Linked DNA regions of Mus musculus: region 1 is linked to region 2. A link is a loop called in an ENCODE intact Hi-C map of the cell type or tissue named here. Cell type or tissue: left cerebral cortex. All regions are shown on one strand.

Region 1 (2,500 bases), 59 kb before region 2:
AAAGCAGACAGACCTTTGAATTCAAGGTTAGCCTGGTCCACAGAGCTAGTTCCCAGGGTTACACAGAGAAACCCTGTCTCAACAGACCAAAACAAACAGGAGGAGGAGAGCTCAAAGGCTATTACTTCAGGTACCTGTACTAGCAAGACACGGTGTGTCTACTACTAAGATTAAAAAGGAATGTAAGGCTGCATGGTCCTGCTTGCTCAGCTTCCAGTACTGGGATCACAGGTTCATGCCACCAAACCCAGCTAAGTTATTTACTCTTTATAAAAGTTTTTTGAGACAGTTTCAAAACGACTTTATAGTCCTAGCTGTCCTGGAACTCATGTGCAGACCAGGCTGGCGCAGACTCAGAGATTCACCTGCTTCTACTTCCTGAGTGCTAGGGTTAAAGGCCTGCACTAGCACTGCCTGGCTTACTTGTTTCTTCTTCAATAGATTCTAAAAATCTTCCCAAGAGTAAACTGGGGGCAGAGGGGAGACAGTCTTATAATATTCCAGGTAGCCCTTCCCCTGAGCGGGCTAGCCCGTATCATCCTCAGCGTCAGTTCACACCAGCTCTAGCAAGGCAAGAAGAGCTCTCAGAGTCTGTCTTACCTTGGTAAACGCTGAGCCAACACAAACCATGGAATGAGCATATCTACACTCAGCACCACGGTGTGATCTTTCGAAGACCCAGCCCTCACTATCGGTCTAGCATCTCTATGGAGCCAGAAACCTCTCTACAACTCTACCTCCCACAGAGACTCTCAGTGATCATTCAGGCACAGGGAGAAATCTTAAATGTATCAGGTTCCTCCCCCACTTCCAATACAGAGCTATGTATGGGTCAAGGGTTTATTCACGGCCACAGGGCAAAAACGGCCCTCTGTCTAACATCCTCACCAGTCTTTCGCCTACTGGTTACTGAGCACCTGCCTCAAATAGGTCCCCTGCAATACCACAGAAAGGGCAGGGGCATGCTGCCAAATTCCCAGTAGCATCCAGCGTATATACTACTGGTCTTAGGAGATAATTCAACCAATGAGAGACTGTGTAACACTCACAGCCATTACTCTGCAAGGTGTGAGGGCACACCTGCACGGTCTTCTATTGGAGCACTACTTTAACACTAGGTAGGTGGCAGGGGCCAGCTGTTCTTTCTCTAACCAGCTTACAGAGTGCAGAACAGACCTCAGGTCACATGTTCGGGATATGGGAGCAACTTAGGAAGAGCCAAGGGAGTGATGTGCCTGTAGGGCTGGTAGAGGCAGCACATGGAAGGCCTTCTAACATAAGCCTTCTCCTCAAGGCCCCTCACTCCCCCACCGCAAATGTTTCCCATGGCATTTCAGGTATAACCTGAAGCAAGAGAGGAGCACTGGCGGGAGCCCTTCCACCTATGCTACAGGTACTTTTTGGAAAGTCCTGGTTCCTCTGAGCAGGGTGGCTCACATCACAGAGTGAGCCCTTGTCTACATATATACTACACACACACCATCCCAGAGGAAGCTGCCCTGACCCTCTCAGCCCAGAGCATCCCCTCCATGGTGGCCGCATTCTTTGGCACTGCTGCTTTCTCTCCCTCCAGGCTGCAGCTGCTGCTCTCCGAGGCTGAGCTGCCTCTAGCTGGGTTTTGCATCTGATTTCTATTCACATGGCAAGCAGGCATCTGCACTTGAGCTTACATAACCCTGCTCTCCCTTATGTGGTTCTGAACTCCAGCTTCAGCCTCCTAGACCCACCCATCTGCAGGGATTACTGGGGCTGGAGAAAATGAGAGGCTTTACCCTTCAGGCCTTGAGAGCCAGATATACTGCATGAAGCCCCTCCTCGTGATCAGGAGACCTAGCGCAGTAGAGAATGCTGCCAGAGTGTCAGGCAGAAAATGCGCCTCACCCTACCCCCACCTAGTTAGCCCAGATAACTCTTTCTGGCAGTAGAAAGTGTGAGGTGTCCAACAAGGCTAGAATGAATTCATTTCCTAATCTCAAAGGGCACTGTGGAATAGCTTCCCAAAGCTGCCTGCTGCCCCCCACTCTTCCTCTCCCCATATTTTCCCCCTCTATCTTCTACACATGACAGCTAGAACTCCTCCAGAATAGCCCCTATACAGACTGCTATGGCTCCCGTTTGCCTTGAAACACAGTCCAAACAAAGCCCCTTTGGCTGGCTCTGAAAACTTCCCAATGTTTCTTATCTCCCTCTCTCCCTGAGCTAATCCAGGTTGGCCTGACTCTAATTGCCCAGTGTGTTAAGTCCTGCCTTCTTCTCTTTTGCTGTTCCCTGCATCCGAAATGTCTTCCTGTCTACCTGCCCTCCCGTGTCCACTTCTGGTGTCTAGAGCCTGAGTCCCCTTCCCGACTTGGGAGATTTACCTGAGCTTCTTCCCACTGTCCCAGCAGAAGCCTCAAAGGGCACAGGAGAGGCCCAGCACTTCTCAACAGCTTATCTAAGCCTCCAGTTCTCCCCCAACCTTTCAGGGCCAGGTGTTGGTAAGCCAAGCAGTGTGAAGTAA
Region 2 (2,500 bases):
TCGAGCAAGGTACTTCTCAAGAAAAAGGCCACGGATGAGGGAGTCCCCAAAGTGAACCAGGGAAAAGCCATGGGGAAATCTGTGAACACACGCCCCCGCTGGCCAGGCGATCAACCGGCCACAAGGCCCCACAGGTGTCAGGCACCAAAAGTAAATGGGGCTCACCCATCCCAAGTCCACACTCAGACCCCGAGGAGGTCTCAAAGGTTAATGAGAAGCGACCTGAATTTGCTCTGCGTCTTGTTACAGGCCAGAATCCCAGAGTATGCCCTTTAGGCAATAGCTAGGGGGGGACGCATTAGGTTTCGTTTTCTTGGGCGAAGATTGATGTCGGTGGCCAGGGACGACAGACACTGTTGGGAAAGAGGGGGATCGGGACTTGTAGGGTGCACGGTCGATGTGAGTCAGGCACCCAATCAGTGCTTAGTCACTGATAGCCCGGCGGCCGGAGTTCCTCGCCCCCCGCCAGCCGGGCCGTACGTGACGAAGCCTCGCCTGGCGGTGGCGGCCTCCCGGCCACTCCCGGTACTCACTCGGCCGAGCTGGTCCCGTTAACCGCCGAGCCATCGGGGGCCGGGTTCAGCTGGATGGGCGTCGGCTTCTTCTTGGGCATCTTGCAGCCGGGAAAGAGCCTGCAACTCAGCAGGGAGCGCGCGGCCGCTTCTCGCTTCCTCCCTCGGCTCTGCCCAGAGTCGGGGCGGCTCGATCAACGCCGCGCTCCTGGGACCCTCCGCCCAACCCACGCGGAGAACCAGCTGCGCGCGCTCGCCGGCCGGGAACTCTCGCCTCAGCACACCGGTTCCTCGGGCTCGGACGGCTCCCTGCGCACTACCCACAGCTCAGCTACAGCCCCAGCTTGGAGAAAGTGCGGCCACCGCTGCTCCGGCGCTCCGAGACGCCGCGCACAGACGTCCCAGTGAGGGACTGGAGGGTGAGGGAGGGGCGGGGAAACGAGCAGGCCCCGCCCCCACGGGGGCTGCAGCGCTTCCCTCACGCCCGCCTGACTCCGCCCCCGTCGCTTCGCCGACAGCCAATGGGGACTAGCCTCAGAGGCAGATGACGCGGAAATACGTCACGGGAGGCGCGGCGCATTGGCTTGGGGCGGAGTTAAAGGGAGGCTTTCCGGGCGCCCTCTGCTGACCAGCGGTATCCAGGTGGCTGCTGTACGAGGTTCTTGCACGCAGGTCATCTTGCCTTTGAGTGGGGCTGCTTGGCCTATTTATCTCAACTCTTCTCCTCCCTTGGGCTGGGTCATTTTGACCCAGACAAAAGTACAAAATAAATAAGAAAAGGACCCCTTTTCGTGTCCTGAGGCCAAGCGGAATTGAGTAAGAGCAAACTAAATTGAACAAAAGCCAGGAGTGCACATTTTTAATTCCAGTACAAGAGGCAGAGGCAGGCTGATGTGTACGCATTCGAAGCCAGCTTGGTCTACACAGCCAGGGATACATTGTGAGACCCAGTCTCAAAATAAAAGAAAACTTGTCAAGAGACTCCTTAAACTAAACTGACATGATTTTTCTATTTTAATTCTACTAAAATGGAGGTACACAGCTGAGAACTCCGTGCTGCAGAGGTGGTAAATTAGTGAAGCCTATTTTGAGAGCAGATTGAAGTCTAATTAATGGGGTCAGCCGACCTAAATGTATCCAATCTCATATCCTCTTTTTCGTTTTCTAAGCCTTTTGGCAAAGTCAAGTTTGGAGTAGCCTGGACAGCTAGCGCAGAAGTTGAGGGTGTTTCTTGCTTTAACAGGACTCTAGTTGGGTTCCCTGCATTCGTGTTTGGGCAGCTCACAACCACCTGTAACTTCCAGCTGTAGTGGATACCATGCCTCTGGCCTCTGAGGGTACATGTACTCTTGTGTACATACCCAAACACACACAAACATCATTAAAAATAAAGTCAGGCACACACTTTTAATCCCAGCACTCGGTAGGCAGAAACAGGTGGAAATCCCTAGTTGGAGACTAACCTGGTCTACAGAGTGAGTTCCAAGACAGCCAGGACTACACAGAGAAACCCTGTCGTGAAAAACTAAAATGGCTGATGAGATGGCTCAGTGGGTAAGAGCACCCGACTGCTCTTCCAAAGGTCCTGAGTTCAAATCCCAGCAACCACATGGTGGCTCATAACCATCTGTAACGAGATCTGACTCCCTCTTCTGGAGTATCTGAAGACAGCTACAGTGTACTTACATATAATAAATGAATAATCTTAAAAAAAAGAAAAATTAAAATGATGATAATAATAAATCAGATAAATCTTTTTTTTTTAATCACCAGGACATAAATAGGTATTGAGGGGCATGCACTGACCAAACGGAGGCAGGAGGATCAGAAGGCTACCTAGCAAGTTCCTCCTCTACCTAGCAAGTTTCAGACCTAACCTGGGCCACATGAGACACTGTCTATCTTGCCCACCCCTTAAAGACTCTAGGTTTAGTCTACCAACTTCCCATTTAGTCTATCAGCATCAAGATAAACAAATATTGTTTTAT

What was found. Peaks named below come from ENCODE experiments on the same cell type or tissue, not always from the same donor. Only the 100,000 strongest peaks of a DNase experiment are listed, where the experiment ranks them.
Region 1: it touches region 2 in a loop (4-fold over the local background); 10 of 42 quality-filtered maps call a loop at or near these places.

Annotation. Positions count from the first base shown.
Region 1 is chr9:64,194,080-64,196,579 of GRCm38, forward strand. All of the region lies in intron 5 of Map2k1 (mitogen-activated protein kinase kinase 1), which reads right to left. Among named protein-coding and RNA genes, the nearest start is that of Snapc5, 16 kb to the left of the region's middle. In left cerebral cortex, no CTCF peak of the experiment used is centred here; DNase peaks (open chromatin) are centred at 1,110 and 1,689; H3K27ac peaks cover 1,398 bases.
Region 2 is chr9:64,252,680-64,255,179 of GRCm38, forward strand. It overlaps Map2k1 (mitogen-activated protein kinase kinase 1), which reads right to left and starts at 926. Exons shown (of 11, transcript NM_008927.4): 1 at 534-926. The coding sequence starts at 613. In left cerebral cortex, CTCF peaks have their summits at 133 and 1,137 (motif pointing left); DNase peaks (open chromatin) are centred at 113 and 1,054; H3K4me3 peaks cover 1,017 bases; H3K27ac peaks cover 943 bases.